Linked DNA regions of Homo sapiens: region 2 is linked to region 1. A link is a contact called in ENCODE Hi-C data. All regions are on one chromosome and are shown on one strand. The core of a region is the stretch at or near the end of the contact, and the rest is flanking DNA. Distances in the headings are between cores, read along the strand shown.

Region 1 (5,503 bases), core at 1,831-4,330:
ATCCCTGAGTCCCTCAGTGGCAGTCTACTCTGAGCATCATCTCTAGGTTCTGACCCCCAAAGGCAACATCCAGCTATTCATATCATGGCAACATCATGCTTCCCTGCAAGTGTCATTAATACTCTTCTACCGTAGAGGGGCTCTTCAGAGGAAAGGGTATAAATTAGCAGCCAGGCTTGTTCACTAGGGGGCATTTTATAAGATCATAAATGGTAATGGAAAAAGGACTTGGAAGGTAAAATAAATGAACATAGGTACAATTCTTTTGCTACAATTTTTGTGACAAAAAACCCAGCCAGATGCGGTGGTGCACACATGTAATCCCAGCTCAGGAGGCTGAGGATCTCTTGAGCCCAAAAGTTCAAGACCAGCCTGGGCAACATAACTGGACCCAGTCTCAAAAATAAACTAAAATAGGCCTGAACCCTCTAACGTGCATCTAGAGAGACATCCAATGCTCTCACTGATATCTGAATAAATTGCCAGGCGTAATAGTCATTCCTGTGGTCACTGTGGTTGTCTCCCTATCATTCAGCCACACCATGGGCAGGAAGTGTGCAGACTGGTCTCTGCTATAGGGCTGAGTCCTGGGATCATTCCACCACGTGCATTTCCATTCACAGCCAACCACACCCATCACCCATGGCACATGTGATGGTGGCACCCAGCACCCAGAGCCAGGCAGGACTTGCCGCTGGTGCTCTCTCCTAGCTGGGAACCAACCCAGGAGGCTGTAGGTTTGAGCACTCCTTCTTGGTTCCCTAGGGACTGGAAGTTGCACGCACTGTCAGCCAGCCATGGCTAAAGAAAGTGAAAAGTGAGGGAGTGAGCGAGAACAGAGAAAGTCCCAGGGCTGGTGTTCCACTAGCGTGCTGTGGCTCTAGTGACCACCTCTGCCTCACAGGTCTTGCAACTGAGATACAAAAACTTTTGATTCTGTGGCTTCAATACCAAGCTCAGCTCTGTAGGTCTTTGAAGTGAGCCCATTCAAGCCAAAGATTTGAGACCTTTGGACATTGTGAGGAATCACAACATGACCAAAGGCAGGTGGGGACTTGAATCTGCACATTAAGGGAAGGAAGCCTGCCCCAAAGGCATCACACATGACTAGGCAGCAGGTGGGTGACTGATGAGTCTGGGTTCACATCCTGAAGCTTTGCCTTGTGGGTGGGGACCATGCTTTACTGTGAGCCCTGCACCTGCTCTCAAGCCCTTCAAGGTGCCTTTTCCTCTCTACTAATGATCTGAGCAATGGACTTTTGTAACAGATCCCGGGGCACTCTAGGCTACCACCCAAGGCACTGCTTTTCTGCCATCCAGGTATCTGGGAAGTCAATTCATAATCAGTAGGTTTCTTGGAAAACATGGACTAGGGGTACAAAGAGGCATTTATCATCGATTATGAGAGAAGTCAGAAAACACAGTGCCAGCCTCAATGGCCCTGGGTGCTGAGATGCTGTGTCCAACACTTTCTGACCTTCTCCCTTTTTAAAAAAATTCTAGACTCCATGCTGTTCCCTTGATCTTTCTTCAGCTGTTCTAAATATTGCCTAAGCCACAGGTTTCTCCTAAGTTCAGTAGGTCCACTGAGACTTCCTAAGACCAAGCTTACATTAATCTGGAGAAGGTGGTGCAGGATTCAGGAGGACGAGAGAGACCTCAGGTTGAAACAGGAGAGTTTTTACTGAGTGTACTCGGGCCCAGCTGACTCAACGTCCAAAAGACTGGGCCCAGAACAAAGACAGCACCTGACTTTTATACACACTTTACAAAAGGGGGTGGGCTAGCTTGAAGTAAGCTTACAGTGGCATGAAAGCAGGGATACTGAGGCAGGACAAAGACAGGATTGCACATGACCGTTGCCAAGCAACCCAGATGTCCGTTATCTAGTTTTGCCTGGGCATGGGCTTATCCTATAACCTTTACTATGGTGCCCAGGCAGCTGTAGTTTGGGCCTACTCAAGCTTCTTATGACCTTTGTTGTACTTCTTAGAGAAAACAGAATACTTGAAGTCACTAGTTACAGAGAAGAGGAACCTACAAACTCATTTCATAAAACAAAGGAAATTTTTTTTTCTATGTTGAGGGAGTGCTGGGAGAGTCTTCAGAGCACATTAGATAACATTATTAGGACCTTTCCTGGGTCTGGGCTGTGCCTGTTGCTGCCTCTGGGACAAGTCAGCCTAATACAGGAAAACTTTTTTTTAAATTTTATTTTTTTTTAATTTCCAGCCTCAAAGGGACCAACCCATCTTAGAGACTTCTACAGACAGCCCGTCCCCCTGTTAGGTGACGATTTTACCAGTGTAGACCTCCCAGGATGCATTATCACTGCCAGCATCTGAGGCACTTGTAGTAACCACTTTACGCGGACCTGAATCATGAATGCTTTCCATGGAAGTGACTCAGAGGAAAAACTATTTTCAAAGCAAGAATTGGCAGGGCAGTGGAACTGATTGGATGTGCAGTTCAAGCAAGAAGGAAGAATTAAAAGTGATGGAGAAGTTGAGTTCCTGAACACCAGAAGGTTTATGGACATGGAGCTGGGCTGGAGAGGCTGAAGCTGTCCTGAGGTGGGGGAAATTTAAAGGAGTGGGAAAGGTGTAGGGGACAACTGTCCTCTTTGCCATCCAGAATCTAGTCACCCTTCTAGTAAGCCAGAACCCTAAAGTTTCTCCAATGATCTCACAGAGTCAATGGACATGAACTTGAATAGAACAGGTTGTGTGAGCTGCTGCAACCATCTCGTCACCACGTGGAGCCTGAGAAAGGCATGCAGTGGGAGGGGGCAGGGACGAGATGGAGAGAGATCAGAGAGATTAAGAGACTCCTGAAGCAAGCTATATTGGTTCCACCCCAAACTTTTCTGTTACATGAGCCCAACATATTCCCTTTTTTGCTTAAGAAAAGAAAAATAAAATAGAATATTAAACAGTGCAACTGCTGTAGAAAAGTTTGGTGGTTCGTCAAAAAATTAAACATAGAATTATCCTATGACTCAGCAACTCTAATTCTGAGTATATATCCAAAAGAACTGAAAGTGAAACTCAAACCAGTATTTTCACACCAACGTCTGTGACAACATTATTCACGATAGCCAAAAGGTAAAAACAACCCCAGTGTCCATTAACAGTTAAATGGATAACAAAATGTAGTATGCACATGCGATGGAACATTGTTTAGCCATCAAGAGGAATGAAATTCTGATACATGCTGCAGCATGGATGAGCTTTGAAAATATTGTGCTAAGTGAAATAAGCCAGGCACAGAAAGACAAATGTCTTGTAACTGCACTTATATGAGGGACCTAGAATAGTCAAATTCATAGAGATAGAAAGTAGAATAGAAGTTACTAGGGGCAGGGGTTGGCGGGGTGGAGAGGCAGAGCTGTTGTTTAATGAGTACAGAGTTAACAATGGGGGAAAATATTTTAGGTACAGATAGTGATGATGGTTACACAACACTGGGAATGTATTTAATGCCACCGGATTGGATGCTTACAAATGGTTAAAATGATAAATATTATATATATTTTGCCACAATTTTTTTAAAAAACAGAAATTTATTATCTTGCAGTTCCAGAGACTAGAAGTCTGAAATCAACATGGGGGTGGTGAGGGTGAAAAAAAAAGATGATCAGAGAGTTTGGACATTTTTAGTGACAATCTACTCTGATAAACCAAGCACCTGAATTCCCATGGGAATAAGGATATGTATGGTCACCTTTACCAATTGACTGACTGTTTCCTCGGGGTCTCCGATGAGTTGGCTGTCTGGCGCAGGGTGCACAACAGTTCTTAAAGCCACACATCTGTCCAAAAGCTCAAAGAGGCAATAGTACATCTTACACTATTGCAGATCTTCCAGTAAGTACATATATATATCTCACTGTAGTGCTGGGAGTAACATGGTGGCCTCAACAACCCTGGCAAATTGCCCTGTAACAAAACAGCACTGTGGGAAGTCACCTTTACCAATCATTGGTGCATCATAACGAGAGTCTCCTCTTTCTTCTATTCAGGGTTATTTGAGTTCTTTTGCTAATTTAACTGTGGCATCTGGCCTGGGAACATCAAAAGACAACAAAACTCCTAATCATCAGGGGAAGAGTCAAGTCTCCCTGCCCCAGGAGTGATGACTTATTACAACAGCTCTGGGTTGGTGCTGATGGGTTTGCATGTTCCCCTTCAGAATCCATCCTCTGTGGACTTGAACCTACCAGGGGATCATGGTGAATTCTTCCAAGGTCTGGGGAGGGGTTGGTGCTCTAGGCCTCTGGTAATTTCCAAACGGTGTCTCTCTGAAGGAGGGCTGCCAGCCAGCAGGTTCCAACAGGGTCACACCATCCCCATCCACCAGCTCCTGGGATTTGCAAAAACACAAAAACAACTTTGCATTAACAGTCCATCTGAAACCCAGAGAAAGTGCGACCAGGCCTTTCACCAAGATGTGAAGCCTCTGCCTGGCCCAGAGGGATACATGTGTACTCCAGGCTATATTCTGAACCTTCATGCCTGTGACCGGGCCATGCCTCACATGTCGTTCCTACTAAACTGACTTGATCATGTCGAGCCCCTGTGGTAATCCATTCTCCCTTTTGGTTTTGAAACAGGGTCTCTCGTTGTTGCCCAGGCTGGAATGCAAAGGCACGACCACAGCTCACTCTAACCTCAAACTCCTGGGCTCAAGGGATCCTCCCATGTCAGCCTCCCAAGCAGCTGAGACCACAAGTGCGCACCACCACACCCAGCTAATTTTTTTGTTTTTTAAACCAGGTACTGTGAGTGCTCACCTGATTCTGGGCTCTAACAAAGGTGTTTTTTTATGTGTGTGGAGATAGTTGTTAAATTGGTGCCTTGCTGGGTGGATGATGGGTGGAGCCTTCTATTCTGCCATCTTGCTCCACCTCTCTCCTCCTTTTTATTTTTTTAAATAAAAAGGGGGTTTCACTATGTTGCCCAGGCTAGTCGCAAACTCCTGGGCTGAAGTGATCCTCTGGCCTCCCAAAGGGCTGGAATTACAGGCGTGAGTCACTGAACCCAGCCCATCTACTCTCTTAGTGTTCCCATCCCCACACTGTTCTGTCTTCCCTTTACCAGTTTATCCTGTTCTCAACTTTGGTCCAGATACAATGCCATTTTTGTGGACCAACCTTCCTCATCTTCACTGAGGTCATACCTGGGTTCAAACACCAGCTGAGACATCACAACCTCTATGACCTTGAGTAGCCATTCATTTTTTCAGGTATGCATCTGTATGATGGGCTTGATAGTTCCATCTGTTTCAGGCAAGGTTCCCTTGCAGTCACAGGAACCACTCTAACTATTTTAAGCAGAAATGGATTTCATATAGGAGTAGTGTGCTCACAAAACCTTCACATGGGTCAAAGAAGCAGGCTAGAGAAGAGGCCTGCAGGAAAGACTCATAAAACAATACTGCAGGACTAACCCACCAGGGAAGCCACCTCTTTTAACTCAAGCACAAAACTCTAGAATCAGGAAGT
Region 2 (5,505 bases), core at 201-2,700, 350 kb before region 1:
AGGCAGCATCTCAGCAGGTCCTAGGGGTAAGAATGAGTTTGGCAGATGGAGATGGGAAGGACAGTTGTACAGGAGCCGAGGCGAGTGCCCACAGCACAGTTTTTGAAAGTACTAGATGATGCTGCAGCACAGAGCCACAGCAGGACAGCAGGCTGGGCAGCTGAGCCCTGCCATCCCCTTCCCTGGGATCTGCACCGCCCTGGTCCTTCTGGGCTCATGTATGAAAGGAGCAGCCCCAGGAATGTTGATGAAAGATGAGACTACACGCCTGGTGTCCTCGAAAGTGCAGCAATGCCAGTCTCTTAGCAACCATGTTTCCCCCGGCTGTGTCCACAAGTCCTTTGCAGATACAAGGGAAGAAGGACCGTACTGACCCCAGGGGCACCAGGAGCTGGGCTTCTCTGATCTTCCTTGGCACCCCTCCTCTACCTTAGCTGGCACCCGATGTGGTGCAGGCAATAGGGATGTCTTGGGATCCTAAGCCCAGCCTTGAGGAGGGGCGCATACTGACTTGTCTACAATTATAGGATGCTAGAAATTTACAGAGTGAATTCACAAACAGCAACTCCTCTGAGCCCCACAAAATCCTGCAAGAGAAAAGAGAGGTGGCATGAATTGTCTCATTCTATAAATAAGAAACCAAACTGAGGTTCTAAGAATCTCCGTGATTTCAGGCCACCTGTGCCCTGGGGATGGGAGTTGTTCATCAGCCTGGATCTCTGGCATCACACAAGACTGTCCCCTCTAGAGCAAGTCTGCACACGAAGCTAGCATTTTCCAGGCACTTCAAGAAATCTTGTCTTTCATTTTCTCTTTTCTGAGTGACTTGGGGTTCTGCCGAATTCCTGTTTCTGCAGAGGGCTGTAGCCTTTTCTCCTTTCCACATACTTTGGTGCTCTCCTAGCTAGGATAAAATGCTCTTTTTTTCCCCCTCTTTGGTTTTATGAGAATTTTTTTAGCGATGTCAGACTTCAAAGGAGGCCTCCTAACCATAAAGATCTCAACCAGACTCACATTTGTGATTCTTTCTCATGCCTGCGTGAAAAGGACAGTGGTGCTAACACATGGCTCATCTCCCCCTTGACATTCAGCCTCCTTTAAGTGATTTTACAAAGCCCCCTCACTTTCTCTTTCGGGTCCTAAATTAGTATGTCAGGAATCAACAGCTGCCTTCTCAGCCAAGAAGCTGGGCGCCTGGGGACTTCATTCTTCACCGCTGTCTGGAGCCCCGAAGATCTCTGTGCTCCCTGCCTCGTGTCAGCAGCCCGCTCCCCTCAAATGTCTGGCTTTCCTCAGCAACTGGCTACATGCTCCTGTTCTTGCTAAGTCACTGAAACCCTGGCCACAAGGCGGACGAAGCGAGATTTAATTGAATCTTTCAGCAATGATTCACAGAACAAAGCCTGACTGTCTGACCTGGAAACCACACAGTGGGGAGTTTAGAAACCCCGAGCCTAGTCAAAACAACGTTCCTCTTTCAGCCATTGATTGAAGTTCAAAGTAACAAAGCCGTAAGTCAGAACAAGCCATTGTCATGGCAAGGGCGGTGCAAGAAACACACTTACCTGGGCATGCAGCCTTGTGGGGTGAGGCTTCCCTGGCCTGTCAATCATGTCGGTCCCATTGGGACTGGCTTCAGGGACAACATGGCCTCCTGGGAGAAACTTCCCAGCTAGTCAGTGAAGCTCAGTGGTTGAGGTTAGGGGACTGTGTTAGTTTCCTGTGGCTGCCATAACAAATTGCCACAAACTGTGTGGTTTAAAACAACAGAAATGTATTCTCTTACAGCCCTAGAGGCTAGAATTCCAAGATCAAGGCGCTGGCATTTCTGTGCTCCCTCTGAAGGCTCCAGGAGAGGATCCTTCCTTGCTTCCCCCAGCATCTGGTGACTCCCAGCAACCCTTGACATCCCTTGAGTCATCTTTGCATTACTCCAGTTTCTGCCTCTGTCTTCGCATGGCATCTCTCTGTGTACCCCTGTGTGTCTTCTCCTCTTCTTATAAGGATGCTGATCATTGAATTTAGCAGCCAACCTAATCTAGTATGACCTCATCTTAACAAATCACATTTACACAAACCTTATTTCCAAAAAGCGTGACAACCTGAGGTTCTAGGTAGATGTGGATATTTGGGAGACACATAGGGAACCATGGCTTTTTTGCTAAATGCCACATATCTCCTGCTCCCTGCCCCCATCTTGTGGAGTTAGTTATTCCATCCTCAATTTTGAGACCTCCTCCACAGACTAAACTCTTGGTGCATGATGTTGAATCTTGACCTTTCAACTTTCAGGTTTGAGGAAACAAACAGTGCCAGCCTTTGACATAGGACCCAGTGTGATTTGATGGAAAGAGCATTGAAAGTTAATGCAAGGCAGACTGGAAGGTGAAACAGTGGACAGTATCTAGGGACATAAATGATCAGCCAAAACAGTCTGGGCTGGGTGCAATGGTTCATACCTGAAATCCCAGCATTTTGGGAGGCTGAGGCGGGATCCCTTGAGCCCAGGAGTTCGAGATCAGCCTGGGCAACATGGCAAAACCCATCTCTACAAAAAATACAAAAATTAGCCCAGTGTAGTGGTGCATGCCTGTAGTACCAGCTACTTTGGAGGCTGAGACAAGGAGTATCTCTTGAGCCTAGGAGGTTGAGGCTGCAGCGACCATGATCGTGCTATTGTACTCCAGCCTGGGTGACAGAGTGAGACCCTGTCTCAAAAAAAAAAAAAAAAAAAAAAAGTCTGGTCAGAGTTGTTGATAGACCACCAGACACTTTCTCTAAAACCATTTGTTACACCGCATACCACATCGTTGGAGAAGGAAATGTTGGTGGCAGTGAAATGACTATAATAATATAATATAGGATAATAAAATATGAGTGAATAAAATAGGTGTGTACCCCATTCATAACAGTCCCTGTCTGTCTGTGAGAAAGGAAGCCAAGTCCACTGAGGAATATTAAAGAAACCCCCATATGGTATCCCCAAAGGGCTCCACCCTAAACATTTGGAGTAGGGGTCAGTATAGGGATTGGTGTGTGGTTGCCCTGAGAGTGTTTTAATGCTCACCATGGGCTGAGAGCTTTCAGAGAAAAAATCGTGTCATCTCCAAGATCTCACATTCTGGAATGTTCTTCCATCCACAGCTTCTACTCCTTCCCTGCCTATTCCACTCCTACAGATTGTACTTGCCGTCTTCATGGTGACCCCAGACACCTCTGGCTACCTCTGCTCTCCAAGCCAGTCAGCAAGCACCCTTTGACAAACCTAGTTCTGCCCCGATGGGCCTGAACCCAAGACTGGGTCACTCCATTGAGGTCCTGCTGGCAGCCTATTACTCCCTGCTCTGTCATCCCTATTGCAAGAAACTATGATGAGACCATAGGGAAATGAAGGACCCATCAATCTAATATCAATATTAAATTACTGTACCTTTCAATGGAGTGCTAAGTTCTTTACCTTCATTTATTAACTCAGGATGACCACTTACTTTCTCTGCTCTTGTTCTAAGTCTTCTAAGTATTATTGGAATCACATAACTACTTTGACACAATTTTTTCATCCTAACCTGTGCACTGAATACTCAATATATCCATGCACAACCTCCTACCATGCTATATATTTTGGGGCTATTCCAAACCTGGCCTGGGCTGCCAGCCCTGACCCCCATACCATGCAGCCTGTCCTCTGGGAAGATCCTGTCACCCCTGTATTCCTGAGAAGAGAAATGAGTTCTATGGAAAGTACCTGATCACTTCCTTCCTTCACATGACGGGGTCTATCTGCATCTTCATGTGACCTCTCTCTGATGGACATTGTATTTGCCCAACTACTTTGCAGACATGTGCCACATAACTGTGCTTCTGCACTCAAGCCCTCCAGCTTCCTCTAGAACTGTTCCATCAACCCTTCATTCCCTTCTTTTCCTTCCTGCACTTCTCTCCTCTCCACTCCTGGTCTCTCTCCACTGGCTGGGCATTTCTCTTGTCTTAAAATACTCTTCTTTTTGATTCTGCTATTTCTGCAAGCCACCAACTTCTTTCTCTTCTTCCTTTTGCCACCACTTCCTCTGAAATAGTGAATCTCAAACCATTTTTCCTCCACAGCGCACCAAAGAGCCGTAGCTATTGCAGTGGCCTCCCCCACAGATAAGTTATATGGAAGACTGTGTATAGTTCTATAGTTTTTTTTCTGCCCTCATATGGGACCTTCTGGTGCACAATGACATACTGAGATTGGCCACTTTGCTAACTGATTTGCTACTCTGGGGCTTATAGTCTAGGCCACTTCATCCTCCAAGAACAAATTATCCATCCTTGGCCTTGCTTTTTCACACTGTGATGATTTCTTCTGTTATCTTATTATCACTGCTTTTTCCACATTTTTTTCTCTAGCTACTCTTCCTTCTCTCTTACTCCAAATACATCCTAGACCCTGTCCCAGGCTCTCTTCTCTCTCTGGTCCACCTTGTTCCCTTTGTGAATCTGGCCACTCTTGTCTTGAACACCATAGACCCATGACTGGCAACTCTAACCCTCCAGCTCAGCCCATTTCTGGGTGCTGGCCTTATTTTCAATTGACTTCTGAACACATCCACTGGGGATGCCCCTCTGAGGAACCTTGAGGCAAATATGTCCCCAGCTGAATTAATCATCTTCTCAGATTTTCCAGCTCCCCTATTTCTGGCAGCAGCACCATTGGCCCCTGAGTCAGCAGGGCTAAACTTCAGAGTTAATGGTGATGACCCTGCTCCACCCCCACACCAAACCACTAGCTAAGTTTTAGCTACTCCACTCTGCTATTTCTGCAAGCTACCAACTTCATTCTCCTCTTCCTTTTGCCACCACTTCCTCTGAAATAGTGAGTCTCAAACCATTTTCCCCCCACAACACACCAAAGAGTTATAGCTATTGCAATGGTCTCCTCCACAGATAAGTTTTATGGCAGACTGTGTGTAGTTCTAGGATTCTTAGTAATCTAAACCCCTGCCCCAGGTAGCCAAGAATCAAGTTTGTTGTACTCCCAGCACACAAAAGAGATTGTCTTAGATAAGACAGTAAAGAGATTGTATATCATTATCATTTCATGTAATTACCTTTTATTTGACATTTAGAACATGCTGTTAGATGTTCTGATAACCCAAAAATCAAAATGTTGATAACAACTTATGAAAAAGTGAAAGCTCTGTAGTAGAGTAATAAATTTATTTTGGTGTTATTAGTAGGGGTAGTAAATTTAAGTAGCTTTTCTTCTACCCTCATTTGTAAGTCTGTTAAGAGTTTGAGAGAAATAAGGGCCATTGTCTCTGGAAAGAATGACTCATTCAGTAGTTTAGCTTAGCGCTTCCTATGATTCACATCACCATTCGAGTTTCTAATGCTTAACCTTCCTAGAAGCTACAGTGAAAAACAAGACAGATGCCTGGAGTATGATTTGGTGGGTTCAATAAAGCCTTAATCCTCCAAAATTTCTACCTCATGCGCTTGCTGGTTAACAACACATTTAAT

Evidence for each region. A loop is a pair of places that touch in the nucleus more often than their neighbours do. Pooled maps may share reads with other maps.
Region 2: a pooled map shows a loop between it and region 1 (7-fold over the local background). The contact joins two enhancer-like sites. A Hi-C loop is called at or near these places in 3 of 37 single-sample maps with no recorded cell type and 6 of 50 pooled maps.

The regions. Positions count from the first base shown.
Region 1 is chr21:34,637,933-34,643,435 of GRCh38, reverse strand. No RefSeq gene overlaps it. Among named protein-coding and RNA genes, the nearest start is that of RCAN1, 26 kb to the right of the region's middle. RefSeq lists enhancers at 620-739, 1,000-1,049, 1,060-1,109, 2,838-2,947, 2,978-3,177. Within about 2 kb of position 3,080, at least 2 of the 41 ENCODE cell types and tissues checked have a DNase peak (open chromatin) inside an H3K27ac peak, as active enhancers do.
Region 2 is chr21:34,983,101-34,988,605 of GRCh38, reverse strand. All of the region lies in intron 2 of RUNX1 (RUNX family transcription factor 1), which reads left to right. Among named protein-coding and RNA genes, the nearest start is that of RUNX1-IT1, 54 kb to the left of the region's middle. RefSeq lists an enhancer at 1,187-1,236. Within about 2 kb of position 1,450, at least 8 of the 41 ENCODE cell types and tissues checked have a DNase peak (open chromatin) inside an H3K27ac peak, as active enhancers do.